2 separate regions of the Homo sapiens genome follow, and region 2 is linked to region 1. A link is an interaction called in ENCODE POLR2A ChIA-PET data of the cell type or tissue named here. Cell type or tissue: endothelial cell of umbilical vein. All regions are shown on one strand. Links, peaks and the distances in the headings refer to the core of each region. The heading gives the core; the rest is flanking DNA.

Region 1 (15,606 bases), core at 4,753-12,752:
CCCATCTTGGCCTCCCTGGTAGGTGGGACTACAGGCATGCACCACCATGCCCAGCTAACTTACATGCAATTTTTTTAGAGACAGGGTCTTGCTACATTGCCCAGGCTGTTCTTGAACTCCTGGACTCAAGCGATCTTCTCACCTTGGCCTCCCAAAGTACTGGGATTACTGGCGTGACCCACCATGCCCTGCCAGCCAATGTTTTAAATGTGTCATATGAATTAGCTATTTTAAAGAGAGTAATCTTCCCTTCTTCCAGTTTAATAATAGTTATTGAAGACTGGCAGTATATGCAGTTTTTCCTTAGTAAGAGATACAGTAAACTTACTACTTATAAAACCAGTATATGTATTACCCTTAATAATTCCATAAAAATTACAAACCTGATTCTGTAAACCATGAAGAGGTAGAATTTGGATTGACCGTCTCAAATCGAACCACTTGGTTGAAGTCTCTACCTCTACTGACACCAACACAAACTAAAGGGTACTCCTGTTCAGGAACTACCAGCATTTCAAACATTCTAAGTGGACATGGTATAGGAAAATCTATGTGCTAGAGAAAGAAACAAAAATACATTAAACCAAGGAAAATAAAAACCGAATAATTCTATGAGAATACTATAAAACAGCTTTCTACAATAAAGACTGCATCTTGTCACAGAAATTCAGGTAATGCAGAAAAATCTAAATTATGGACTCTCTTTTATAAACATTTTAGGTTTACCACCGCAAAATATTTTAAAGTTATAATTACATGATTTTAGGACATTAAGGCTGGAAGGGAATTTATAAGTCACGTGTCCAACCCTCTCTTTTCAGAGTTGGAACCTGGGGCCCAGGAACTGGGTGACCAGCCCATGGTCCCCCGGCCTTTGTGGCAGAGTCTCCTGTCTCCCAATGTGATGCTTCTTCAGTTATACTCCTCTGCCTTCTTAATCAACTGAGCAAACATGGATGAGAGAAGTGAAATGCTAATTAGCAAGAGACACTCCTCTTGTAAGATGTGAACAGAAAAAGTCATAAATCAAAAAAAATTAGCTTCATATCTCAAGTGATTTTTATCAAATCAACTCAGTTATAATACAACCCATTTTAATTTTATATGTTTAAAATTTATATTGCTACAAAGAATAAATTCACATTCTGAAGGACAAAAAAAATAGATGGAAAACACTAACTTCATTAGTAATCAAGAAATAAAACCACAATGAGATAAATACTATACATACCCACCGAATGGCTAAAATTAAAAAGAATGACAGTGAATAAGCATCCCAGAGGAGTAAGCAAATGCTCATACAACACTGGTGGTGGGACATAGAGTGGCATAGCCAGACTAGTTAACTGCATTATTTATTAATGCTGGAAGTAGGCATTCCTTAGGACCTTGCAATAATACTCCTAGGTATACATTCTAAAGAACATGAGTACACATATACAAGAGACAAATGCAAAACAGATAAAATTACGGCACATTCACAAAATAAAAAATTATATATAGACAACTGAAAAATGAATAAACTATAGCTATGTCCAGCAACTATACAAATATAATGTTGCACAAAAAGCCAGACACAAATGAACATATACTTTATAATTCCACTTAAATACTGTTGAAAAATTAAATAAAATTAGTTCTAATGTTTAGGGATATGAGCTTAGATAGTAAAAAAAGAGAAAAAAGGAAGAACTTTCTAGGTTTCCTTTGTAAAAAAGAAGCAGGGAGCTGACTAAAAGGGAGGATGACAAAGGGAATTCTAAAATTTTTCTTCACAAATTAAAAAAAATACCACTCTCATGCATATTTTATTTAGTTCATTCTTATATATTTTATATTTTTGTTGCTTTTATAAACTGGCTGTGTTTTCACTGTATTTTCCAAATGGTTATTGCTAGCATTTTATGAAGCTACTGGATTTGATTTGTTTTCTTTTTAATCTGGCAACTCATAAATTCTAAAGAAAAGTAAAAGGTGCAACGGGGGATATCCTAACAGGTAGTTTTAAAGTGTTGGAAGACACAAAATGGTACTCATGGCTGGAATGTGAAGCTCTGTGTTCACCTGCTGTTCCTACAGTCCTTCTTTCCCTGTGGCTGCTAAAGTGCCTCCATTCCACGGGCACAGACACTTCATCAATATTCTCCAAACCTCTTCTCTAGGAGCTTTCCCATTACCTTGGGGCACATGCTTTTGATAAAATCTGTCATTTTTAATAAGGTACAGCAACTTAAATAATTCTCTTTGAAATAAAGAGCAACGAAGCAGAAAAAAAACCAATGCTTCTGATTAAAGACGCATCTTTAAACTTTTACAGTTTAAACACAGAAACAACGCTTTAAAAAAAAACACAACAGATTTTGATTACTTCTACATTGCTTCCAATAATAACTAAGCAATTTGTATAAGTCATTAACAGAAGGGGATTCATGTCTAATAGTTTTAAATCCAGTTGCTATTGTCCTCGAGGGCAGCAATTGTATCTAATGTATTTTTGTCTCTCTAGTAAATAACACGGTGCCTTGCCTGCAATAGGTACATCATGTTTGCTGGAGAGATCTTTAATTTTTAACTTTTATTTATAATGAAAATGCAGTCCAGGCTGGGTGCGGTGGCTCAAACCTGTAATCCCAGCACTTTGGGAGTATGACGCGGGTGGATCACCTGAGGTCAGGAGTTCGAGACCAGCCTAGCCAAGATGGTGAAACCCCATCTCTACTAAAAATACAAAAATTAGCTGGGTGTCTGTAATCCCAGCTACTCGGGAGGCTGAGGCAGAGAACTGCTTGATCCTGGGAGGCTGAGGGTGCAGTGAGCTGAGATCATGCCACTGCACTCCAGCCTGGCCAACAGAACCAGACTCCATCTCAAAAAAAAATAAAAGCAGTCTAATGATGCAAAAACTGTCAGAAATGTCATTAGGAGGAAACAAGAATATAGAAAGCGTAACAATGTTTTTGAATACATCTGATTAAGGGTTATAGTATAGAAACATCATAAATACTGATAGAAATAATGTTAAATATGGAGACAAAATATACATATAGAAGTTTTTTTTTTTTTTTTTTGAGACGGAGTCTCGCTCTGTGGCCCAGGCGGGAGTGCAGTGGCGCAATCTCGGCTCACTGCAAGCTCCGCCTCCCGGGTTCAGGCCATTCTCCTGCCTCAGCCTCCCGAGTAGCTGGGACTACAGGCGCCCACCATCACGCCCGGCTATTTTTTTTTTTTTTGTATTTTTAGTAGAGACGGGGTTTCACCGTGTTAGCCAGGATGGTCTCGATCTCCTGACCTCGTGATCCGCCCGCCTCGGCCTCCCAAAGTGCTGGGATTACAAGCGTGAGCCACCGCGCCCGGCCCATATAGAAGTCTTGACGCAGAGAGACACGGAAAGGAAAGCTAGGTTAAGATTAAGGAAGGCAGGCAAACATTATAGCTCAGAGAGTTTAAGAAAAGGGAGAAGAGTGATTAAAATCTTGAGGGAGACCTGCAAGTAGTATTGTACTACAGGTTCACTATCTCAGAATGCTGGTAAGAGGCCTCATTAGAGCCAGGCCAAGCACCCTGGTACCATCTACCCGGAAAAGAGAAGCCATGGATGGGTAATTTTTAAGCGTCCTATGTCTTCAAAGTATATATTCCCTCCTGCATGCTCTTGACATGGACAATTCCTCTAACAGAGAAAAGCATCTTTCATTATATATTAGCATAAATGGTTTACCATATTAGATAACACATAAAATTCATTCATACCAGGTTAATCAGTATATCAGTATACAAGAATAACTGATATGATGAAACATTTTCATTTTGATAGAGGTTAGGAATGAAAATAATAGGAGGGACATATTTAAAATAGCCTGAAGAAAGAAAGGAAAAAGATAGGAAAGGAAGAGGTTGATGAAAAATCAAACTGTGTAGACTTTACCATTCCATCTTGGATAGAGCATTCTTTTGTCAAATAAACAAGAATAAAGAGGAGCTGAGAACAAAACAATGTTTGCCATAAATGGGCTGTATTCAGTAGTTCTGCTTTAGACAACTTATAAGGCTATTTTCCCCTGAGCTTTCAGTTTAAATAATTTTTGTTTCAGTGCATTTACCTGTGAAATTAATACTTCAATAGGTTTCAAATTCTTGAAACTATATTTTCATCTGTTTAGCCCTAGTGAATCTCGAGGGTAAAACTGATATGAAAACGAAAACTAGATTTCTTAGTCACTTACAGGATTTTAAACAACAGGGAGTCAATACTTTAAACATCTTAATACTATAAAATTTAGGAAGAACCCCACTCCAGCTATATTCCGACTCTAATTTCTACTGAGATCAAATGCACATGAAATAAGACCACTCAGTCCATATATAATAGCATGGAAAATGACTTTTAAAATTCATTTGGTATTTCCTTGATGTAATTAACTGAGCCTGTACTTCACACATTTTAAAAGTTAGTTTTTCCTTAAATGTAAGTTACAGATGAGTAACAGTAAATATTTTAAAAATTATTCATTAATTAAATGATTCTATAAAAAAAATCTGTGGAAAGGCCTAGGTAAATTAATGGGTGGGTATATAACTAAAAACAACTTGTTTCCCTGTCATTATGGTTACCCCTAGTTCTCCTAGGCCAAACTGCAACCTGTATGTTGTTTTCAGCTGTGATGGAGGTCAACCAGAGAGTGTATTCAAAATATTTCACTGATCTTTTAGTACTTCCTGTTTCTGCCATCAGGCTCTGTATGTGAGACACTATTTCCAGCTCCCCACCGCCATACCCTTGCATTATTTCTCTAGTCTCTTATAAAACTTTTACTAGGCCAATTAAGTTGCTTACAACTGGGCAGATTTTTACAACCCTGCCACATTATCTAAAATCACTAAATTAACTTGAAAATTAACTGAAAAAAATGTTTCTTTAAAGAACAGTAAGGTTGACAAGCTTTTATAGTAAGAATAAGATAGTCTGACTTTTATGCTTACCTTAATTAACATAAATTTCTGCATTGGTTCAACCCATTCTAATAGAACAATGCTAGTCTGAAGTGCTCCACATAGGTATTTATGGCCCGTGTAAGGATTTCTTACTGTCAAAGCAAAAATATAAATGAGTTCTCTTATAAAACAAAGTCATTATGACAATAATTGCATGCTCAAAAAAACAAACAAAACTAAACAAACTAAACATAAAACAAAATCAAAAGCTGGTTGCCAGTTCAGTTTCTTAATTAGAGGGCTGGGTGAAAAAAATACTGTTTCAGGTAATAGCAGGAAATGCCCTCTTAACTTGCAGGATTTTTATTTGTATGCACAAATGAAACTGCTGGTTATAATGAGGCTGTGGGGTAAGAGGAAGGACTTTTCGTCTTATGATGGTAGGAAAATTACCTGAGGTGGCAACATTCTGATAAAAGGGTCAAAGTAAATTTGGGAAGAAGTTGTCAGACTCCTAAGATACAACACATTCGGGTGGTTCACAAGGTGCTTTTGGTGGTAATGTTCAGAGGCAATAATGTTTTGTTTCTGAAAATAAAACACTTGTCTATCTTCCCCCTTTTGATTCAATTCTTATGGTCACTAGAAAACATCACAGATATTAATCGAACCTTAAAATACTGGTTTACAAATAATAAAATTGAATTACCTCAGATTTTGAAATTTTCTTCTGGTTATAAACCAGAAGAAGTAAAGTAAATATATGTGAAGTAAATATATTTGGAATAAAGATAAAAAAACTGAACTGTGAAAAGGGGAACAGCAGTAAAGTTCACACACTTCAAATAGATTTGAAATATTTAAATGGCAGAGGAGGAGAACAGCAAAACTGTCCCGCCAAAGAAAACAGAGAAGTCTATATAGGAAATTCTTTCCTATAATTAACTTTTCCTAAAAACCTGCCCCTTTGTCCTCAGGTAGAGTCAAGTAAATTTGCTGCAGTTCTAACAGAGACTCAACCACCATGTCTAAACCCAACCTTGTCATCCTCTTTTGCTCTAAACCAGCTGTTCTCGCTTCCTGTTAACACTTGCCCTTCTGCCAGTCTTTTGGGTTTGAGGCCTCAGTCATCTCTGACATCTTTTCCCTTCACACCCAGATACTCCTTCCCTGCTATTTGCACTGCTACTGCTCTAGCACAAGACTTCCTTCCTTACTTGTTGCACAGTAATAAGTACATGCTCACACAAGGCCAATGGCTCACACTCATCTGCCACTCTCCTTTCTATCATCTGTATCCAGCTAAGCGAATAGTCAGCATTTATTATGTAACCTTTATGATTTTTTTTTTGCCTCCACATGTTATGTCATTTCTTCTGTTTGAAATGACTCTCCATCTATTCAGTTCAAATCTGAATCTGCCTTATTTTGAGGCCTGGCCCAAATGCCACCTTCTTCAGTGAGCCTATGTTTAGAGTCCTTTCCACACTATACTTGTGGTATAATGACTCATGTGTTTATCGTCCCTTTTATAATAATAGTAACTTAAGGGAAAGAAATCATTTTTTGCTCTGGCTACATGCAAATAGAACAACTAATTGTTATTGGGGTGGGGGAGGAATTTAGGTGAGAGGAAGGTGAACATAAAAATACATGCTGAAGGAATAAATGCCATCTCACAAGCCATTGCTAAGCAGAATGGTGAATGGTACGTAACAGGACCCTTGGAAAACAGGGTGTGATAAAATGTGGTAAAAAAAAAAAAGTCATACAACTTTCTCCATTTACCTAGGCAATAAATTATTTGTTTAGCAAATAATTTATTTGCTAATAAACATTTATTTGCAAATAAATTATTTGCAAGGTACTATGTATTAGGCTTAGTCTACACAGAGATGAAACAGCCAAGAAATTTGTTCTACTTAAGCAGGAAAAATAAAGTATTGCTGGCAGAATGCCCTGGGGTAGTACTGTTTTATGCCAGATTTTAGGAGGAGTCTCAGAGAGCTATATGCTATTGGACAGTTTACTTACCAACACAACACTTCTGGCACCATTTGGTTTCAGGGATTTTTGCTGATACAGAAAATTTCCTAAATGTAAATAAAAGTGAGTACGTAATATATGTAGGCAAACTTAGTATATGAAAAAGCTACTGTTATAGATCAGTGCACAAAGGATGAGTTCAAAACTGGTGCTGACATACTAGCTCATCTATTAAAATTAGAATAAAAAGGCCGGGTGCCATGGCACGTTGCCTGTAATCCCAGCACTTTGGGAGGCCGAGGTGGGCGGATCACAAGGTCAAGACTTCGAGACCAGCCTGGCCAACATAATAAAACCCCGTCTCTACTAAAAATACAAAAAAATTAGCCAGGCATGGTGGTGTATGCCTGTAATCCCAGCTACTCAGGAGGCTGAGGCAGGAGAATCGCTTGAACCCAGGAGGTGGAGGATGTGGTGAGCCGAGAGCACACCATTGCACTCCAGCCTGGGCAACAACAGAAGAGCAAAACTCGGTCTCCAAAAAAAAAAAAAAAAAAATTAAATAAATTGGATCCCCTTCTCATGGCCCCCAATCAGTTCCAAATGGGTTAAGGGTTTAAATATGAAAACAAACTATAGAAGTCTATAGAAATATATGACCTTGGGATTTAAGAAATACAAAAACAACAAATCATACAGGAAAATGCTGTTACATTTTAATTGGCTTTTTTGCCCCCACTGATTCAACCTTAGCACCTCAAACTACAGGTGGCAGTCAATTACTGAATTAGTAACTTTGGTTTACCAAAAGATATCATTGAGAAAATGAAAAGCCAAAAACTGGAGAGAGCTATTTTTAGTACATGTAATACATTTACATGTACTGTAAAAAGCTGTCTTATTATAAAAATTTGTGAAGAATTTCTTTTTTAGAAATCTTTGTTTCTCTACTCAGGAAAAGTGGGATACAGATGTTCTGCAAAGGTGCTATAGGTGTTTTGCAAACATCTGACTCGAATTTAATAGATAAAAATCAATTCTGAATTTTTTTAAAAACTACAATTTAAAAACTACACATACACTCAAATGTCTTTTAAAATGTAATATAATAAAGGTTGTTGGTGCATCAAATTGTAAAAACCTCAAATTAAACCCATTTCTGTACATACTTTTTATTATTAAATTTTATTTTATTTTTTGGACAAGGTCTCGCTCTGTCGCCCAGGCTGGAGTGCAAGGGTGTGATCTTGGCTCACTGCAACCTCCGCCTCCCAGGTTCAAGCAATCCTCCTGTCTCAGAATGCCAAATAGCTGGGACTACAGGTGCCTGCCATCATGCTCAGCTAATTTTTGTATTTTTAGTAGAGACGGGGTTGTGCCACTTTGCCCAAGCTGGTCTCGGACTCCTGAGCTCAGGTGATCCGTCCGCCTCGGACTCCCAAAGTGCTGGGATTACAGGTGTGAGCCACTGTGCCCGGCTAAAGATTTTTTCTATTTTTTTTTTTTTTTTTTTTTTTGAGACGGAGTCTCGCTCTGTCGCCCAGGCTGGAGTGCAGTGGCTTGACCTCAGTTCACTGCAACCTCTGCCTCCCAGGTTCAAGTGATTCTCCTGCCTCAGCTTCTCAAATAGCTGTGATTACAGGCATCAGCCACCACACCCAACTAATTTTTGTACTTTTAGTAGAGACGGGGTTTCGACATGTTGGCCAGGTTGGTCTCGAACTCCTGACCTCAATTGATCCACCGTGCCTGACTTCTACAAACATCTAAACTCTTTTTTTTAAAAAAATAATTTTTAGAAGAAAGAGACAGATTTCACCATGTTGCCCAGGCTGGTCTCAAATTCCTGAGGCTCAAGTAATCTGCCAAAAGTGCAGCCTCCTTAAGTGCTGGGATTACAGGCATGAGCCACTTAAACTTAAATGTGTAAATTTGCCAAAGATTAGATAGATGCCAGTGCTCTGTACAAGTCTTTTTTTTTTTTTAGAGTTGTACAATTTTATATAAAATTGTACAGCACATGTGTGATGTTCAGTGCAATTCCAAACAAGCTCAGAACAATTTTCCTGATGGATGTTCTTGTAACCACACAATTGGCAACTGAATGATAAGCATAAATATAATATTAAAAAATATAATATCGTAGTACTGTAATTTTAACCCTTAATACATTTTATATATTGACCTATTTATGAAAAGCTATAATTTTAGCTTCATTTACTGAGTCCTTACTATGTGCCATGCATTTTAGACATCTGTGTCATTCAGTCCCTCCAATAAAGAGGTAGGTTACAGCATAGAAATCTGAAGCTTAGATTTTTGCTCAGGTCTTTTTTTTTTTTTTTTTTTTTGGAGACAGGGTCTCACTCTGTTGCCCAGGATGGAGTGCAGTGGCTCAATCTTGGGTCACCGCAACCTCTGCCTCTTGGGTTCAGGCAATTCTCCTGCCTCAGCCTCCCAGGTAGCTGGAACTACAGGCTGTATCAATTTAAATGAACATTATTCAGAGTGTGCAAGGTAAGCTGTCAAAAACTGTTACCTCTTTTTAAGTACTTGTCTTTGTGAATCAAAACGTTTTTCACACTGTGACAGCTAAACAATGACACAGAATTTATTCAGATGTTGAAACACTGAACGACTACAATGGCAATCTAGAATATTCTGATTACGATTTTCTGGTTAAAACACCTCATTGTACCCTTGACTAACTTTACATTAGGAAAAGTTTTACATTATAACTTACAATTATAAAAATGCCCCTTTCATATACATTGGAGTTTAATGCAGCTTAAAATAAAACAAAACAAAAACTCCCCACACTCTTAACGAATCTGCTTTGAACCAAAGCGCTTTTTAGAGTTAAAAAAAATCTGAACCAAGCTCCTGACAGATTTCGGCTGGCAGAAAGTTTAATGTTCCTGTCCACACTTGTGAACTTGTGTCCTAGCTCCCAAAGCTAACTTAGGGGTTAAAACACTGAACTAGTCAAAACCCAGGAGGATTAACTGCCAAGTTCTGAAAGACCATAGGGATGACTACTACACAAACAGAAATCAACTATTAAGTATGGCTGTGAATTAAGGATTTCAAAAACTTTTCAAAATAAGAGTTGTGGGCAGTACACTGAAATGTTTCAAAAATTTAGTTAATGTTCTATAGTGATCTATAGACTTGCCTTAATTTTAGTCATGATTTTATGAAACACAATACAACTTATTTTACCAGCACCCAATTAACTGGAATTCTAAATTAACTGTCTGAATGTATTTAACATAGGATATTTTAGAGTACACTACAAGGCAGAGTTCAATTTATCATGCCCAATAATGATGACAAAAGGTCTATTTCTTGAGAGCTTACTAGGTGCTGTGGTAGGTACTTTACATACACGATTTATCATTTTCAAAACAACTCTGCCAGATGAGTATATAGGTTCCAGTTACAGCTGAATATACGTGGAGAGGCTGTATAATTTACCCAAGGTCCCATACCTAGTAAGTAAATGATACAACTGTACTTGAATTCCAAAGCTTATGCTTTACTAAAAATGGATTACAATATGGTACAATGAGTACCTATCTTCAGAATGAGAACCATGAGGCTCTTTATCATCAGATTAAGAATAAGACACTCAGTAGAGGTTTAAGTTGTGCTCACTGTATGGCAGAAGAAATGGTATGAATGCACATATATAAAATATTATGATGCTAAAAGGGTTTTTAGGTTTCCTGCCAATAAGTGAGAGAATTAAAAGATTTTACAGTAATTACTAGATAATGAAACTGAAGAAAGTGGGAAGGACATATTTGTGGCTGTTACTATTAAAAAAACTAAAGATTGACTATAATAAAATTCCTGAAATAATAACCTGGAGGTGAAATACCCTTAGAGCTGAACACATGGGGAAAGGTTGTATAATTTATCCAAGGTCCCATATCTAGTAAGTCAATGATCCAGGATTTAAATTCAACTTTACTTGAATTCCAAAGCTTATGCTTTATTAAAAATGAATTATAATATGGTACAATAAGTACCTATATTCAGCGTAGGTAAAATCATACCATATGGAAACTCCTTAAAGGAAGAGACTATATCTTATTCAATTTTGTCTCATTTATACATGGGACATTTCATACACATTTGGTGTATTCAGTAAAATCTGGAAGAAACGAACACAGCTAAAAGCAAATAAGCTAAAAAGGTCTCTATTGAGAACAGCAGATTCTCAAGGTACTCGAAAATTAAGGTTTTATGTTAGTTGCTTTACAACAAATATTATAAAAAAGAATAGGCATATTATAAAGTTTTTGTAAAATACAATTTATACCAGAGCTAGAAAATCTTTCAGTCAATAAAGAGGTCCAATATTATATTAAATAACGAAAGAACAGAGCATAATAACAAATTACTGAAACTAGAAAGGCAAAACCACTCAACTTCAAACTAATTATCTTCTAATGCAAAACACTGAGACACGGTCTTGCCTTGTTAGCCAGGCTGGAGTGTAGTGGCATGATCATAGCTCACTGCAGTCTCAACCTCCAGGGCTCCACTGATCCTCCCACTTCAGCCTCCTGAGTAGCTGGAACCACAGGCTCGAGCCACCATGCCTGGCTACTTTTTAAAAAATATTTTTTGTAGAGATGAGGTCTTGCTATGTTGCTCAGGCTGGTCTTGAACTCCTAGCCTCAAGCCATTTTCCTGCCTCAGCCTCTCAAAGTATTGGGATTACAGGCGTGAGCCACCATGCCAGGTTGCAAAAACACTTTTCAATAAATCATTTTGATTTTCTAGGTATAGAAACTTTGAGAAAAATTTTATAAAGTTAACACATATGTCAAAAGCAAAGGCACTAAATGCAATGTAAAATTATGGCAAAGTACAAGAAAAAAACTAGTTTTAAACTTGCAGAAAAAGAATAAAAAATTCAGAGAGAAAATGTCTGATATAATTTGAAAGTACAAAGTAGAAAAATTTTAGAACAAGAGTGTGATCACTAAGCACTTGTTAATGTATATTACTTATTATTTTTTCATCATGATTTTTATTAACCCAAACTGAGTGCTCTTTCACTTTCTGTAACATAAATATTTATGAGAATGAACTGTTAATATCATATTGCCTCTAAGGATGTACCCTTACCTTGGCAGTATTCTGTCAGGGAGTTTGTGTGCTGGAATAGCAACAGGTAACTTTTGCATTTGTCTTGCATAATCAAAAAGCCCTGGTAAATTATGGGAATAAAGCTGAGAAGCTTTACCTATAAAGAAAAACAGATATGACATAAAAGCTAATAATAAATAGTAACAATTGTAAGGTATTTAAAAACTAATATACTTACCAGATATTGATAGCAAGCAATTGTTCATTACATACAACCATGTACACCTTCGAGGGAATAGCTGATTAAAAAAAGGCACAAAGTTTACAAAGAATAATACATAATGGCAATGTAAATCTGTACACAGTAATCACGTAAGCTGTCTTATCTACAGGTCAGTTCTTTAAAAGTAAATTATTTTTAACATAAATTAACTTTATCAAGGATTCAAACCAAGATGATATATATACATACATATTTATGTGAGAGAAAAAATAAATTAGGCTAAATTTTAGCCTAAACACGATATGATCAGCTCAAGTCTCCCTTATGATTAAGGGCTATGTAACCCCAAACTATGCAGGGAATAACAACATTTTCAAACAACATCTATTCCTTTATTTTGGTTCTGGGGTTGAATAAGATTCTCCTCTCTACTCCTCCCAAAATAGACGTATCTAGGCACAATATGCATTCTAGGGTGTATGATACAGGAAAAAGCATCATGGTGTAGTGGAACACAGGATACAGAAACACTAGGTATGGAGGGAAAAAAAAGGCTGAGATAGAAGATGATGAAAACTCATAAATCACAAAGCAGATATATATATATATGAAATTTATTACTAAAATTTAGTACCATAAGAACTGAGAGGCATCTCTGGAAGCCTGAAAGTGGTCACAACTTAGAGCAAAGAAAAAGGAATTTCATGGAACACAATCTATATATTTAAAAAAAAATACTCTCATTAAGACATTTCGTTATGCGTATCAGTGGTTTTTAAATGGTCCTTGGACCAGCAGCTTCAACAACACCTGGGCACATGGTAGAAATGTAAATTCTTGGACCTCACCCCAGATCTACTGAAGCAAGAAGTTCTGAAGGAGGACCCAGGAATCTATGGTTTAACTAGGCCTCCAAGTAATTCTGAGGCAGACTGAAGTTTGAGAGCCACTGATGTACATAATTAGACATCCTGATTTAACAACCTTTGTTGCTGGGTTTGCTCTGGCAATTCCTACAACTAAGTTACTCCAAAACTAATTGAGATGAGAGAATGGAATAGAGAGGACCCAGGGGTGAATGATGAAACACATCAAGGCCTCTAAGGACATTACTTTATGGAAACACAGCCATAATAATGGGACTGAATAACTAAAAGAGAAAAGGTAATAATAAAAGGGAGGAGAAACAAAGTAACATTTTAATAAAAATTTTATTTCATTTACTGGGAAAATGTACTTACATAAAATAACCAATTTCTCCAAACAACTAAAATGTGGCATTGCCAATACAGTTTTTTAATTTGTAAAATGTGCCTATACCTGTGCCTCAAATAGAGAAGTTATCAACATCCATTTCCTACTTTCTGCTTTTCACAAAAAATTCACAACAAAATTGGGACTTCATTGGCTATACTGAAAAAATCAGGTAGAGAAGGGGCAATGACTTATTCCAGACCACATATCAGTACGTGTTATCAAAGTAGCAAGATACAGATTTTTATTTAATTCAGTGTTGAACTGGGTTTTCATACACATATCCACTAAAAAAGTATCTGATACTACATCGATGGTTTACTATAAAATTATATACTTCCAAATGTAAGTAGGTTTGCTTATTTAATATAAACATATATAAAGTAGCAAGACAAGACACAAATTCCTTTCATATTTTCAACATAGGGACAATGAAAAGGTATTTATGTATAGTTTTATTTAAAAAGTACTGGATTTCATTTTGAATTTTCTTTCTCTCTCTTTTTTTTTTTTTGAGATGGAGTCTCGCTGTGTTGCCCAGGCTGGAGTGCAGTGGCGCGATCTCCGCTCACTGCAAGCTCCGCCTCCCAGGTTCACGCCCTTCTCCTGCCTCAGCCTCCCGAGTAGCTGGGACTACAGGCGCCCGCCACCACGCCCGGCTAATTTTTTTTTTGTATTTTTAGTAGAGACGGGGTTTCACCGTGTTAGCCAGGATGGTCTCGATCTCCTGACCTCATGATCCACTCACCTCGGCCTCCCAAAGTGCAGGGATTACAGGCATGAGCCATCGCGCCTGACCCTGAATTTTCATTTTTAACAACTTTTACAAATCTAAAGCTTTACTAGATTTTCAATGCTTTCTTCCTTTAGTGAGTTAGGTTCTAGGTGAAATGATCAGTTTAATAAATAAGAATATAACAGTTAAGAAGGGTAGCTTCTATATTCTGCCTAGACTCATATATCTGTTTTATCAATGATTGTGTGATCTTGGGTAATTTACTGAATCTCTGTCTCAGTGTTCTTATCTGTAAAACAGAATACCTGTATCTCATAGAGCTGAATAGTAATTAAACAAGATACTCCTTGTAAAGCACTTAGAAGAGTGCTGAGTACTGAATAAATGTTAGCTATAAATAATAAAAGCAGATAAAAAACTTTAAATCAGGACCCTGATTAGTGTCATCTTCTCACTTTTCAGAATCTTCCCCTATTTAGTAGGCTCACGCCACCCTGTTTCCTATAAAGTCTAGAGAAAATCAACCTAATCATCAATTTCACAGTAAGATGAAAAATTCAGGCTCCACATATACTAATTCTTTACTCTTATAGGCTCCCTCTAGGAGGGAAAAATGTTTCCTTTGAAGGGCAATGTTTCAAAAAAAATTACTCTAGTAATGTAATTCAAATGCTAAAGCAACTAAGAAGGGAAGTTATTGCAGACTGGGGCTAGGTGTGGTTGATGGGTGCCTTCTCTCAAGAGTCCTGGCCAGGCCTGGTGACTCACACCTGTAATCCCAGCACTGGGTGGGTAAGGCAGAAGGACTGCTGGAGCCCAGAAGTTTGAGACCAGCCTGGGCAACAAAGTGAAATCCCAGTCTCTACAAAATATCAAAAAATTAGCTGGGCATTGTGGCATGTGGCTGTAGTCCCAGCTACTGAGAACGCTGAGGTGGGTCACTTGAGCCCAGGAGGTCAAGGCTGCAGTGAGCTGTGTTCACGCCACTGCCCTCCAGCCTGGGTGACAGAATGAAACCCTGTCTCAAAAATAACAACAACAACAAAAGAGTTCTTCAAATTAGGTTGATAAATGCTTACTCCACCTATGCATAAAGCTGGCCTTATTCCTTACAATTAATATTGTTACCAATATTATTTTTGGATATCTCATTATACCCAATAAAAATATGACCACCTTTGAATTATTTACTAATTATTATAATTACAAGATCCTTTTCCTCCCTTTCCCTGTTCTTAGGCACTTTTCAGCCATTTCACTGTACACCATTTCCAGATTAAAAGATTTACAGTATATCATACAGTTTAGGATCTTGCTAGAAAATTTGATTTAAAAAATGAAGATGAAACTGTTTAGTCATGAATAAATCATT
Region 2 (15,606 bases), core at 3,721-11,720, 460 kb after region 1:
TACTGCTCTATAGTTTTTAAGCAAGCTTCTATATTTCTAAGCCAGAGCACACACTGCACTTTGTAATTCTGTAAAGAATGCCAGACCTATTTTTGTAAGCACAGAATCTCTCCTTACGTGACTGACCTTCAAGAGACCCTGTAGCTTGCAGTAGCCTAAAGGTATGACAGCAATTTTAATTACCTTCTTGGCACTTCCCCCACAGAACATTATGAGAAATTCCCGTGTTACTAGGGCTGCTCAAAGATCTCTATTTAAGTGGGTATGTCCTCCTTACTTTGTCCTGTGACAGCATCCCTGACGGCATTTTTTAAATTATTAGATGAAAGTAATTATTTCAAAAAAAAAAAAGAGGCTATCTAGCCTTACGGTTAGAGGTAGGATAGCAACTCAAAGACTCATGAATTTCCGTCCTTTCTCCCTGACTGTCTTGATGTGTGGCCCTGCAAGAATGCTGGTAATAACCACACATTTAAGAAGCCTGAAAATCACTTTGAACACCTCTACAAACTTTTATTTCCTTTATCCAAGTTGAATGTGAACTAATTTAAAAAACATAACATATTAAGTTACACTAACAATAAAATAAAACCATCTGATGTGGAGTCAAAACAAGGAAACCTTCCAAATTTTTTTATTATATCTCAAGGAAAGTACAGTACTTCATTTCGTATTTTCCCTTTGAGAGACTGGTCGCTGTGCAGTGACTTAGAAAACACCCCATAACCAAACCAAAACAAACCTCAAGACAGCCTCGGAGGCATATGGAAACTATAATGGTCATCTCTCTTTGACAGCAGAGGAACAGAGACTCAGAGCATTAACCCAAGATCTCTCAGCCAGTCTCTGGCAGAAGGTTCACCTCCCCAGCAAAAAAGCGAGGTAGATTTTGAGGTCAGCATGTCCAAGTATCTATATTCCTGCAAACATGTCGAGCAGCCTCTACTTTACAGGACTCTGTGGTGACGATGGTAAATCGCTATCATGCCAACATGTTTCTCAAATAAACTGGACTTGGGAATTGAAATTAAACCAACTGTGAAAGGTAATCTGGGGGAGATGACGCATGTGATTAATACAGTATTGACTCAAGGGATGAACCAGTTCTTAAACAAAGAATTCTCCAAATAAAGTAACAGTTTAAAGAGTGTTCACAGGAGTAGGGGAATGGTTTTCAAGAGAAGTGAAATGAAGATGAGGAAAGACCGAGGGTGAGCTAGAGGGACAGCCATGTAGAGCCATGCGGGGTGGGACGGGTGAGTGGCCCTCAGAACCCTATCCCAAACACCCCTACAAAACCAGTTCCTTTGAGGAGCCAGATGAGTAAGAATACAATGAGTTAAGAGGAAATTCAGTACAATTTCATTATTCTTTAAAGCAATTAGCCTGTGGGTCTGCGATACGCCTACATAATCAAGAAAGGTGTCAGAAAATGTCAAGCTTTTACCTAGTAACGATTGAGGAGCTGGTTCTGTGTTGCACGATTCCATACATTCCAATATCACAAAGGAAGAAAAAAATCTTCCTTCAGGGAAAGACAATTTGTTCTTGTTTCCTTTTGACAATGGAATGCATGGATTTGGTCAATGCGGGGGAAACTTGGTTCAGCATTCTGGACTTTTATGGCTGTGTTCACTTGGTTGGCAGATGACCATGAAAAGTAACTTGTTTGGGATGTCAGTGGGTGTGGAGGAAATGCCAGTAAATGTGTGTTGAAGGAATGAGGGAATAAATGAATGACGCATCACTAAGATGGTGATCCCTGGTCTGTGAAGCCGACTTGCTGCCTCACAGCCTCTATTTCTCAAGGTTACTTTTCTTTTATTGTTCTCAGGCCTAACATACGATTGTAGACTCAAACTCTTTGTGTCACTTTAGGAGCAGGTCCACCGTGGCAAAATGGTTCTAGGGCCTCGGCAAAAATAGGGACATCTCAATACTGTGGAACAAAGACACATGTGGTCAAATGAATGACCAGTTGTGTTCACTTGCTCATTCATGTGTTCTTTGATTTGTCACATCTCTATAGAGCACCTAGTATGTGCCAGAGACTGATTTAAGTGCAGGGAATACATAGTGAATAAATCAAAGCTGCTGCCTTCAAAAAGCTGCCATTGTAAGGTGACAAAGGAAAAAAGTAAAAAATCTTCCTTCAGGGAAAGATAATTTGTTCTTTTTTCCTTTGTGTCTGTCTCAGAGAGACAGACAGTAATAAAACAGGGCTTGTGCAGTAGGTGGTGGTGATATGTGCTATGAACGAAAAATGAGGTGGCTAGGAGAATAGAGTGCTAAAGGTGAGGGGATGGCCAGTTTAGGGAAGCTGGCGTTGGCCTCTCTGATAAGAAAACATTTGCACAGAGAGCCTGAGCAATGCAGGTGTCCTGAGGAATGTCCAGGAAGGGTAGATAGCAGGTGCAGAGGCCTGGGATGGGAACAAGCTTTGCATGTGGCAGGGTCAGCAAAAGGTAGAATGAAAGTGAGAGTGTTGAGATGAAGTAAGAGGGAAACCAGGCTATCCAGCACCCTTTGAACACCTTTCCAATAAAACCCAAGACTTCGGGTTTCATTCTGAGTAAGATGGAAAGTCATTGGAGGATTTCAAACATAAGAGTGATAAAATCTGGCTTACAGAAAAACAGGCAAAATACCTTTGGCCCAGTGAATGAATTGTCCTTGGTTTCCATGTTAATACCCAGAGGCCAGTACTGGGCGTTTAGGTCTATCTGGCAAAATATATGGTTAATGTGCCCATTCTTCCAAGGTGAAGTCAATCTCACAAAGTGTAGGATACCAAGGGCAAGAGTCACAAAAAGGCAGCTAGCAGGGTGACCAAAAAATGGTAGAAATAATGTGTAAGGGTTGGGGGTGGGTAAGGAAGGGCCCTGGAGTAATTGCTGTCATTTGTTTCATCTCGAGCAGGCAGTTTCTCACTGAAGAAACTTAATGAAAACTGACAATATTAAATGATTGTGGCATTCAGATGGCAAAATTACACTTCAAATCTCCTGACTCTCTTGAACATAATTCATGGAATTTAAGATAAAAAGCTGAGCTCTTCATGCACGTTTTGAGTTGTTTCTTTAAATTTCCAACAATCCATAATTTTTCTCTCAAATGTTTTCCTCGACTCAGCTCATTTTTCTCTCTGCCGAGGTGTTCCAGAGAGTGGTTTCATCCCTCCATTTCCAAAGGTCAAGGATATTCCTCTATCTCAGAAGCCCGGACTTCTGGCTGGTATCCTCTTGCTCCTGCTCACATCCCTTTCAGATAGCTGTCACAGCAGCCATTCAGGCAGGGCCAGTTTACCAAGGAGCATTCCCAGAACCTGACATGGAGCAAGTACTCACTAACTGCCTGGTAGCTAAGTAAATAAAGAAGCAAATGAACAAATGAATAAATAACAAGATTTGAAAAGGCTACTAACACTATGGCAAAATATGAACATGCACTAAAAAAACTCACCTGGATTTCTTAATTAGCAAGATTTCTCTAAGACTTTGCATCTCACCTAATTTTAGTCCAAGGGCTTTCTTGCATAGCTCTCTGAACCGACACATTTACTTAATATCTAAGTGAGCATTTCTTCTCAAACCTCAGTTTATTTTGAATCCCTGAGACTTAGCTTTTTTATTTTTTAATTATACTTTAAGTTCTAGGGTACATGTGCACAATGTGCAGGTTCGTTACGTAGGTATACATGTGCCATGTTGGTTTGCTGCACCCATCAACTCATCATTTGCATTAGGTAATTCTCCTAATGCTATCCCTCCCCCAGCCCCCCACCCCTCGACAGGCCCCGGTGTGTGATGTTCCCCACCCTGTGTCCAAGTGATCTAACTGTTCATTTCTCATCTCTGAGAACATGAGGTGTTTGGTTTTCTGTCCCTGTGACAGTTTGCTGAGAATGATGGTTTCCAGCTTCATCCATGTCCCTGCAAAGGACATGAACTCATCCTTTTTTATGGCAGCATAGTATTCCATGGTGTATATGTGCCACATTTTCTTAATCCAGTCTATCATTGATGGACATTTGGGTTGGTTCCAAGTCTTTGCTATTGTGAATAATGCCACAATAAACATATGTGTGCATGTGTCTTTATAGTAGCATGATTTATAATCCTTTGGGTATGTACCCAGTAATGGGATTGCTGGGTCAAATGGTAATTCTAGTTCTAGATCCTCCAGGAATCGCCACACTGACTTCCACAGTGGATGAACCAATTTACACTCCCACCAACAGTGTAAAAGCATTCCTATTTCTCCACATCCTCTCCAGAATCTGTTTCCTGACTTTTTAATGATTGCCATTCTAACTGGCGTGAGATGGTATCTCATTGTGGTTTTGATTTGCATTTCTCTGAGACTTAGCTTTCTAGGTTACACAGGAAGTCGGTGTCTCCCTGGACAGCTGTCTGCTTCTTGAATGGTTTCCGAGTGTCCCTTTGATTCACTGTTCTCAGATCTACAGGCATTTATTTATTCTCTCCTACCAGGAGCTAGTTCAATTTAGTTCAAAAAATATTAATTGTTCTTTTCTGGGCCACACTCTGTACCCTATTCTGGAGGAGGAAAAAATGCTATAAAATAGTACTCCATTTATTTGACATCCTCAAATTTTCATAAATTTTCAAAAACTTTATAGTTGTATGCATTTAATATTAAAGATATTTTAGCAGAGACTAAAATCATGATTTAATTCTGCAAAGTACACCGAGATCATTAGTACTGCTACCTCTTACGATCTACATCACTGTCACTCACTTCAAGTCAAGAAATGAATTTTTTTTTTTTAACCCATCGTTTGTTGCATTTTGGTCACAGAGTCCACCCCTACACGTTTTTTCTTTTCTCCTAAAGATGTATGTAAGGCTTAGGCAGATGATGACAAAGACTGTATTATTCAAAATCTTTGGGAGGCCAAAACATTAAAAATGATTTTGGAGAGGGGTGCCAAATACTGATAAAATAGACAACTAGAAAATATGGTAACAGAAAAAATGCAAAACATTTGGAGGGACTCCACTGAGAATGAGATGTGCAGAGCCTGCAGGGCAGGAGAGTGCTTCAGTAACCTTGGTGTGTGGCACAGCGCCCCCAGCTGCAATCAACAGAATAACTCTAGGTTGTTCGGCAGAAAAGGAATTCATTAAAAAAAAATTAGAATGCTCAATAGGGCCAGAAAATTAATCTAGGGGACTACACAACCAGGAACACCATCCAAACCATACAACAAGATGGTAGTTTCAAAGATTCACTGCCACCCCTGCCGGGGATCCACACCATAGCTTGCACCATGGATATTGAACGCTGAATGCTGTCCTCTACCCCAGCTAGCCCCTGAGGCCAGATGCTTCTGCTGCCTCTCCCCCAGAAAGTGGATTCCATGGTGCCTGGTTCCTCCGCATAGCTCACATCTGAATCCAATTATCATATGTCAGTGTCTGGCCCCCATTCTACCTATAATATAGGTCGGAAAAGCTGGTGTTCTGGTTTCTGCCTTGGAGAGGTGGGACTCAAACATTGGAAAATACGATAATTCACCACTTTGATGTACCCTTTGGATGCCCAACATCAATATCTGTTCTTAATTTGATATTTAAACTTCCTCCAACCAACCAATATTCGCATGTAAAATATGCAATTATACTTGACAGAAAAACCTGCTCATCCTCTCCCCTTCTGACAAGGGTAACACATCCATGTCAAGAACATGATTTCTGGGTGGCTTCCATTCCTCCTCTAGTTCCATCTGATATTCTGTAAGTTAGGGTTTAAACTATGCGATGGAAGTCTTAAATTGGGAGGGAGTTGAAAGTCATCCTACTCTTGACCAATGGGAGACAGGAGCTGGTGGATATTCTCCTCTTTTGCTCCTTAAGCAGACAATTCTGGGTTGCATCCTATACAGGTCTTCAGAGGGGCCCTACAGGATCAGATCCCAGCTTCTCACAGTGGTGATCAGCTCAACAGTGCATCCTTGGATTACCTTTTTCCCTATTTCTCTTTTACTCCTTCCAGTCCCCAGCTCCCAAAATAAATTATCTCCAAAAAAACCTTCGTCTCATCTCGGGTCTTGGTAAGAACCTAGGTTAACACTGGGTTCTAGACATACCTCTCTCTGATTACTAGGAACAAACACTCCAGCCCACATAATTCAACCTGTTTATGTGTTTCTGTCCAGTGGAATCAAGGACCCAAAATAATTGGGTGGCAGTCTTACCTCTTAATTCAATGGTTTCTTGTTGTGTTTGCTGACAGAAGAAATCCTCTCTTGGGAATGATTTTGAAAGGAGGAGGGTTTCCACGAATGACCCTGGGTGCTCAGAGTGGATTAAATGGACAATGAGCAGCTGGGAATTTGGGGGCACCTCTTTTCTCAGAAAAAGGGGCTGACTACATTCAAGCTCAGATTCCCATACAACTGGTGGTTTTCCCCTTGCCTCTCCCTGGCAGGGAGACTGTAACATATCATGTGTCCCCAAGATCACTAGGTCCGTCAAGTTTCCCACGTGCAGGGCAGCTGGCTTTCTAGACAATTCCTGTAAAGAGCTGACAGACCAAATCCAGACTGTCTGGCACCAAGAAGCTTATGCATTCCCCTAGTGAAAGCTCCTTTCTCATGGTTGCCCTGTAAGAAAGGAGACCCACAGGCTGGTGGCAGTATTGGTGGTGGTGGTGTGGTCGTTCGTTCTAACGTAACTGATCTTTCCATGAGATGGAGAGACCAATGGATGGTATGGAATATGTCTTGACTTTTTATGCAATAGCAGACAGCACTGAAGGTTTCCATCTGGAACAAGAGGCATTGAGACCTCTAAGCCAGGGAGCCCAGACACTCTAGTGATAAGATGCAAACATTTTAATAGCGTAATTAGGAGTGATATAGTAACAGGTACCACTCTCACTTTCAGCTCTTGGGCTCTTTATTCTGACTATGGGAGAAATAGCACCATCTATTGGCTGTTGGTTCATAGCACACAGAGTATCCTGTATGGAGACATCTCATCTTCTCAAGGAGTTATCTTCCTGCTGGCACAATAACTGGGTGTTCAGTAAGCCATTCCATCATGCCGTAAGGCCTTATGGTGAGACAAGAAATCCCATGAGCCTCAGTCTCTTGTCTCACTGTCATCCCTGTAAAATAAGCTCTTTAGTGAGAAGCACTGTTACATGGAAATGAATGATAGTGAATAAGGCAATTTGTTAAGTTCATGGAAGGTGTTGTTGGCATAAAGAATCCAAATACAGAGTAAATAGTTATTCCAGTGAGGACAAATTATTGCCCTCTTCACAAGGGGGAGGGTCTTCAATATAATTCCCCTCCTGTTTGTAGTTGTTTTAGTCCATTTAGTGTTGCTATAATAGAATACTTGAGACTGGGTAGTTGATAAAGAAAAGTTGTTTATTGAGCCCATGATTCTGCGGGCTGAGAAGTTCAAAAGCATAGTGCCACATCTGGTCAGTTTCTGGTGAGGGCCATGGGCTGGCTCAAAATATGGCAGAGAAGCAGAAAAGTGAGTGGGTAGGTACAAAGAGAGCAAGAGAATGTCTAGGAAGCAGAACTTCTTTTACAACAGCCAATCACTGGTAACTAATTTAGTCCTGGGAGAGTGAGAATGAACTAGCTCCCTCAAGAGGGCATTGATTCATTCATGAGGGATATCTACCGACATGACCCAAATACCCCTACTAGGTCCAACTTCCCCAAACCATCACGTTGGGAATCAAATTTCAATGTGAGCTTCCAGGAGGACAAACTCAAGCTACAGCAGTAGTGTTATATTAAGTCTCTCAGGGTTGGTCACTGCTGCTGGAAATTAGTCAGCAGTGGCAGTGGCCACATCTTGGCGAGAAGTCCTTGTTGGGCCAGTGCATTGTTTCTGTCTGTCTCTGCAACCATTGTCTATGGGGCCACTGAGCAAGCACCAGGATGGCTGGGGAAAGGGTAGGGCACTGGGCAGGCAATCTTCCAACTACATATTTAGAACCTCCTACACAGTATGGCCTCTTGAGACCATTCCAATAGGACAAAAATATTCACCTATATTGGGGTCTAGTATAACATGTCCATCCACATTCCTCTTCCCGAGACCTTATTTCATGTTCCTGACCATCCATCTAAACTGATACTCATGAGGATGACATGTTGAGGATCTGCCTCTCAGGCCATCTCTCCTTCCAGGAAAAGTGTATAATGTGGACTACTCCAAGTTCTGCTCCCTGGGAGGAGAACTTCCCCACTTTCTTTCCTGTCTTTCACCCTGAGTGGGGCTGCAATTAAATTCCCACAGGTGCCAGCAAAACTTGCAGAGTCATCTGTAAGCCATATTTGACTTCTTTTCTCCTTGGTGAACTGCTCACTGGAGACTCCTCATGAGACCATGGCTATGAGGGAGGGGTGAGTGTGGCAGGAAGCACACTGAGAGGAAAAAGCACTGACTGCCCCTGCAGCTCATGAGTGCCGTCAGCCATGTGGAACTCAATGCTGATATATACCGCTCCCATCTGATGAGGATGTGCTGCTGGGTTGGGTCCATGCGACTTTTGGCTTGGCGTGTCATTACTTCAAGATGGGCAGCTTAGGTCATATGGTCACCTAGTGTCCCATGGTCAAGCCCTCAGAAGCAAGCCCCAATAGCAAGTCAAGAGTTATTTCCAAAAGGAGAATAATTAACTTGCATAGGAGAGCTTGGCTTTGCTCCAAAAGCTAAGATGCTGCAGCTGTGCTTCCTCTACTGGGATTTGCTGCAGGCTTCACACACCCTCCAGGTCTGCCCCAGTTGCTCTGAGCACCATCAGATCTCCTGGGTCTCTAAGGGCATTAGGGAGCTGCTTACAGTAGGGCTGGTGCAAGTAGAGAGCCATCTCTTAGCCCAGGCCTCAATTAACAGTAAATGAGTCAGAGCAGCAAATCCAAAGCTCATGTAGGCTGCCTTCAGATGCCACAGAGTTCCATCAACATCCGTGCCTTTCTTAGTGTTGGCACTAACATCTGCAGCTCCTACAAATATATGGTATTGCCTTTGTTTATTTCGGTAAGAAGGGGAACCTAAGGAGTGTGACATCAGCCCTTCCAAAAATCTATACCCTTACTCCATGGATCAGAAAGCCATTATGGGTATTCTGCAATTGCTGAGGGTAGCTATTCCAGCTATAGACTCAGACACTGGGTAAGTTACCGGATGGTTTGTCACTGAGAAAGTTGAAGTAGTTGAAAGAGAATTTCCACAGTCTACCACCACCACATCCGCCCACCTTCCAGCATCTGCTCCCACTTATAATCTGTTCTCTTACAACACGTATTTCTGTAATAGGCATTAAATCGAATATTGCTAAGTAAGGAGATGACGTCACTCTCATGTGGAAATTGGGTTGGTTCATACATGATTTTTTCTTTTTAGCATATTAATGCTTTGTGTCACCAGACAGGAGCAGCTGAACGTGAAGGATGCCAATGGAATGAGTTGAACGAACAAGGTGCGGAATAAGGCTCTTTATATGACGTCCATCATCACAGGCTTTTTCTGGTTCATCTTGGCCGCAGGTTCTGCCTTGGCCAGGCAGACAGTGCCTGTTGTGTAACTCAGCATCTCCTTACCCTTCTTTATGCCTAGTCTATCAAGGTGACATTGCCCTTTTCTTGGAAAGGTGAAGTCCTTATTTACTTACATATTTATTAGGAATATAATGTCTTAACTGTGCCAATATTTTCACTAAGATTGGTGTTTCTGTTAGTGTTCAGGTTGCAAAATTGGATGTTTGCAATGGTTTTCCCCAACCAGAATTTATGTTTCTTTTTCATAAATTGTTATTTTTAGTGCATAAATTTGAGAATGAAAAAATTTTTAGGAGCATATTTATCATACTATAGCTGAAATGTCTGTATGCTGTCTTCCTACCCGTAATCGTGAACAAATTATCATGCTCCTGTCTAAAGCTAATTCCTCCAATTGTGGACTGCATTTTATCCCCTTATTCAAGGACGTCGCTCTAGCACTTAGCCCTTTTTTCCTATTTCATCATCTTTTCGTCTTTCCTGGAATTCTCTTTAACATAAAAAAAAAGCTGCTACTTCTCCCAACAAATCTTTCTCTTGCTTTCACACTCTTTACCAATCTACTACTCCTATTTCTTTGCTCACCTGTTCTGCAAAACTAGTTGTAAGAACTGTCTATGCTCACTATCTCCAGCTCTTTTCCTATTTTTTCTTAAGCTCACTGCAGTCTGGTTTTGCTCCCCTTCCATTCCACCAAAAGCCCCATGGTCAAGGTCATGAATGACTCCCTCACTGCTAAAGCCAATGGTCAATTTCCAGTTATCTTACTTGGTCAGTTAGCAGCATTTATAGGGTTAAATACTCCTCCTCTATACCCTTTATTCATGTCTTCCAGGCAACCACACTAGGTTTTCTTTCTATTTCACTGGTTGTTCCATCTCAGTTTTCTTTGGAGTTTCCTCTTCTCCTGCCAACCTCTCAGTATGGGAGGAATTCAGGGCTCAGCCCTGGTCTTATTCTCCTATTCCCAATCCTTTGGTGATCCCATCCAGTTTCATGCCACCTAAATACTGAAAATTCCCATAATGTATCTCCAGAGCAGACCTTTTTCTTAAAGTGCAGACTCACATATTCAATTGCCTAATCAACATCTCCACTTTGTTTAATGCATATTTCAAAATTAGCAAGTCTAAAACTGTCTAGCAAGCAAGTCTAAACAAGATCTGCTAGTTTAGACTGTCTAGACTAGTCTAAATTAGAGTGTCTAGACTAGCAAGTCCAAAACAGAATTTCTGATATTTCTCACCAAACCTGCAGCCTCTGCAGCCTTTCCTCTCTTAGTTGATGAAAACTCTACTGTTCCAAGTTCTTGGCTAAAAGTCTTCAGTCATTCCTGTCTCCTCTCCATTTATCATACCTCACATCTAACACATCAGTACATCCTTCTGGTTCTACTTTCGAAATACATCCAGAATCCATGTGCCTCCTACCAACACGACTGTTACCACCCTGGGGCAAGCTACCATTTTCTTTTGCCTGAATCATTGCAAAAAACTCCCAGCTGATCTCTTTACTTTCACCCTTCTCTTCCTACAATCAATTTGCAATATAGCAGCTACAGTATCCTAAAACATATGTTAGGTGACATCACCTATTCAAAACTCTTTCAGTGGTTTTGAGTAAAAGCTAAAGCCCTTAAAATAGTCTTCAAGGCCCCATCTCATCTAATATACCACCTCTACCTGCCACCCATTACCTTGTTAACCTAATCTCTCATCCTTTATCCGCAGTATCCACTATATGCCAGGAGTATCTCTCTCCTCCTTCAAGTTGTGGTAATCAAAAATGTCTGCAGACATTGCCATATGTCTTCTGAGGACCAAAAATTGCCGCTGGCTGAGACCCCTGCTTTAACCCAAGGAATAAGGACTACAGAAATCTTGCTTTTTCTTTGAGTTGTCAAGTTCTACCAAAAGCAGATAGCCCGCCTCATAGGGCTCGTATTCCTCAGGTTTTTGGTGTTTCCCAGAGCATCAGGTAAGCACAGGCATTATGAACTGCTTCACCATCACATGCCATACACTTTCTATAACACTAGCTGTATTCTCACTGCCTTTAACCCAAGTAGGCCAGATACCGAGTAACGAATTCACATTACTGGGGGCCTCTTGCTTGAAACCCCTCAGAGTATCAGTCTCCATTATCAGAGTCCCAGCTGTTAACAACACAACCACATTTACTTAGTTTTAGCAAAAATGAAATGTATTCAAGATTAGTAGGTGGCTCTTAGAATTTCCTAGGAAGGCCAGAGAGAGAAGCTTAGCGGTGGCTACGTAGCCAAGAGCAGTGCTGAAACCTCAGGAGAGGAATGTTCTGGTGAAGATCGCTTTGTGTTGCCACTGGGCACAAATGCCATAGCTTGCACATGGGTGGACCTGATACCAGGGGCCCAGGTTTCCACACCCTGGCTGGAAAACAGATTTTATGACTTCTGCTTTGGGGAGCTGATTCACAGGGTGGAAAATTACCCAAACATAGCAAAGTTGTTCAAATACCACTAAAGCTGCCAATAAGTTGAACAATTGTATCACACTATTGAAAAACATTAAACCAGAGCATATATTCTCCTCAAACTTACTGTTTCTTTTTCTCAGGTAGTGAACATAAGCAACAAACTGACTTTCTATATAAATAAGGGCGAGGTGACAGTGTATGAATGCTTTTAGAAAAAAAGCAAATTTCATTTTCCATCATGTTTTGAAGGATACTGGCTTAATTCAGTTATTATTCTCACTGTTGGTTTACATAATAAACATATAAAATGTATTGCAAATACAAATTATTTTCATTCCAATGGAGAAGAAAATTACAGGCTCAAAAATCAAGTTTAATATCAAAAGAAGTTACACATAAAGGTTTTTACATTTCCGAAAATCTGATAGTTAAAATATCCCGTCTGGTGTTGATTGTGATACACTTAAGTGAACCCCTGAAAACCTTTATTTTGAAATTGAAGTTTTTGCTCAGAAACTGGGCAGAACTTTTCACATTCTGACAGAAGATAAAACTTAAGTCTAAAAAATATTCGATAACTTTTTTCTCAAAAACATTAAGTACTTTAGAATATAAAGCAGAAACTCTTACCAAGCATGTGTACCCATCAGCCACACCTCCTGTCTTTGGGGGAATTTGGTTACTTGGAGCTCTGTGGGTGCTATATGAATCCTAGAGACAGCAAACTTCTGCTGTACAGCTAACTTACAAGGGCCTGAACCCGGCTGATGGCAGCAAGCCTGCTACAGTCCAGAAGAGTGCGACTTCTTATATTTACATATGAACGCATCTGTCTTTCCAAGGCTAACTTTGTAGCATTCCACTGGTACCAAGGAGCCAAATGGTGACATTCTGTCTAAGAATTTGTGGTTACTGGCTTCGAATGAAGTTGACGCTGTCTTGAATGCACCAGTTTTTTCTTCAGGATTCAAGCACTTTTTAATTCCAGGTTCATCTGTGTGACTGTCCTTGGAATTGAAAGGGATGTTGCTCTCTTTACAATCTGTAAGGCGCCTGTGGTGATCTTCACTAAGCAACAATACAATGGTTCCGCCAACATGAAGCACTCTGTGACAAAAAAAAAATGGTAATTGCTATCTTTCTCCTTTCTAGACAACAAACAATCCCACTTCATTTAAAATGGTTCATGTTTTTAATTTGAAATTTAATTTTATCCATTTAAATATAAGGATTTTTGATAATTAGGTAGTATCTTCTATAATGTATATTCATTATAGTAATTATGAAATCCCTAGTACAAATCTGCTTTAATTATCTATTTTTACTCAAAAGGCAAGCCTCAAAGTAATTTGTAGTCACGGTCTAATAAATGATTGTATAAAGGAAAAGGCAAATGACAGAATCCTAAAGACTGCATGTATTAAAAGCAGTAGCCTGACAGCAGAAGAAAGTTAACAGGAAAGAGTTAGGACACGAACAAAGAAATGGCGAAGGAAAAATCAGAAAAAGAAGGGCAGATCTTGAAATGTCAGCTTCTTGAGGAGAATGCATTTACTCAATTATCAAAGTCTATGTAGCACTTATGTGGAAAAAGTCATGAAAACACTTGCCTGTGTCCCGTGACATAGCCCTGTAAGTTGCCAAGAGATCACTGAACATCTCTTTGGGAGAGAGAGGCGAGTAAAGGGTGTGAAAATGCTATAATCAAGGCAAGCATGAGGGGCTTGGGAACATGAGGTGGGTCCCAAACCCGAGCATGGGACAGAGGAGAGAATTTCCCAGAGGAAGATACCTGTGCTATGAGTTAAAAGACAAGTGGGAATGAGCCAGGCAAAGCGACGGCAAGCGGCTGCAGCAAGGGAGGGTGCTGGAAGCAGAAAAAGCAGCAAAGACGGGAGGAAGTGGAGAGGAGGCAGCTCTGAAAGCAGCTCAGTGGGTGGGTGAGTCACAGCGGGTGGGAAGTGGAGGGAGGAGGGGAGTAAGGAGTTCAGCTTGGAACGTGCTGATGTACCTAAGGAACACATAAGTGCGGATTCCACCAGAGAGCTGGATACACAGCCTGGAGTAATGGAAAAGACCAGGCCTTGAGGTAAAGATACAGTAAATGGTAGCTAAAGCCATAATGGTGGATGGGATCACCTGGGGTGGCAGTACAGGTTGAGAAGAGAAAATGGGACAGGGAGCAGAGATTTCACATTTAAAAAGTGACGGAGGAGAAGACCCATGAAGTAGACATCCTCAGAGAAAATCTGGACAACAGTTATGTCAAGGAAGCCAAAGAAGTACAGTTTCAAGAAAGAAACAGTTTCAACAGTGTCAAATGCTATAGGGCCGGCATGGTGGCTCACACCTGTAATCCCAACATTTTGGGAGGCTCAGGTGGGAGGATCGCTTGAGCACAGGAGTTTGAGACCAGCCTGGGCAACATGGCAAAACATGTCTCTACCAAAAAAATACAAAAATCAGCCAGGTGTGGTGGCGTGTGCCTGTAATCCCAGGTACTTGGGAGGCTGGGATGGGAGGACTGCTTGAGCCCAGGGGGCAGAGGTTGCAGTGAGCTGAGATTGCACCACTGCACTCTAGTCTGGGCAACAGAGAGAGACCCTGTCTTTAAAATAAAATTATTTTTTACACACATACATATGTAAAAATATATATATAATATATATTATATATTTACATATAAATACATAATTTATATACATATAAATTATATGTATATATACACATATATACATATATAAATTATATATATATGTAAAATAACAAATGCTATAGGACTAACAGGTGATCAGGATTATGAGAAATCAGTGAACCCAGGGACAGCAATCCTAGCTGAAGGCAGGAGCAGATGCTCGTCTGCCAGGGTAGAGTGGGGCTGGAAACTGAGGAAGCAGAGGTGTCAAGTGTAGGCCATTATTTCAAGAAGTTCAGCTGTACAGGAAAAGAAACAGTGGCAGCTAAAGGACCAAGAGTTAAGGGGAATCTGCCTCATGCCCAGCAAAAATCTAAGAAGCTTAGGTAGCTTTCCCTAGTCTAATCCATCAGCAAAGCTAGACAATTCTGTCTCTAAATTGTATCACATATTTGTCTACTTCATTCATAGTTTGCCTGGACCACAGCAACAATCTGGTAGACAGGTCTTGTTTCCATTCTTGTCGCCCCTCCCACTCTGTCTTCCGTTTCCACACAGAAGACAAATGTAAATTCTTTGCTAACTCCTCAGTTGCTTGCACTGTACTTCAAATACATTCTAACCCCCTTACTCTGGCATCCAAGGCTCCTACACAATCTGACCCTTACCTACCTTTTTGATGTCACTGCCTGCTTTCTTTGCTTACTGACCTTCCTTCAGCTGCTCAAACTCACCAAGCTGCTTCTCACCTTAGGACATTTGGAATTGCTGTTCACCCTGCGTTTATCACTCATTCTTATCACTCACGCCCCACAGTCAAATATCACTTTCCCAGAGAGGCCTTTCCTGACTACCTAGCTAGGGTAGCCACTACTTTTCTCTCACTCTAAAGCAAAACATTTTGTTTTATGTCCATCACAGTACCAGTCATGATCTGACATTATCCAGTTTGTTTACTGAT

What was found. ChIA-PET counts read pairs that join two places held together with the same protein. Peaks named below come from ENCODE experiments on the same cell type or tissue, not always from the same donor. Only the 100,000 strongest peaks of a DNase experiment are listed, where the experiment ranks them.
Region 2: POLR2A ChIA-PET joins it to region 1 with 10 read pairs; 2 of 35 experiments call an interaction of 5 or more read pairs at or near these places.

The regions. Positions count from the first base shown.
Region 1 is chr2:39,260,223-39,275,828 of GRCh38, forward strand. MAP4K3 (mitogen-activated protein kinase kinase kinase kinase 3) reads right to left here. Exons shown (of 34, transcript NM_003618.4): 25 at 12,260-12,320; 26 at 12,061-12,178; 27 at 6,967-7,025; 28 at 4,981-5,084; 29 at 384-555. Among named protein-coding and RNA genes, the nearest start is that of CDKL4, 24 kb to the left of the region's middle. In endothelial cell of umbilical vein, for the core only: no CTCF peak of the experiment used is centred there; no DNase peak of the experiment used is centred there.
Region 2 is chr2:39,723,943-39,739,548 of GRCh38, forward strand. THUMPD2 (THUMP domain 2 tRNA and snRNA guanosine methyltransferase) reads right to left here. Exons shown (of 10, transcript NM_025264.5): 10 at 12,119-13,117. The coding sequence ends at 12,793. LOC124905994 (a long non-coding RNA gene) reads left to right here and starts at 13,053. Exons shown (of 3, transcript XR_007086294.1): 1 at 13,053-13,136. It also overlaps a transcript of TMEM178A not described here. In endothelial cell of umbilical vein, for the core only: CTCF peaks have their summits at 5,104 and 6,964 (motif pointing left); a DNase peak (open chromatin) is centred at 6,979.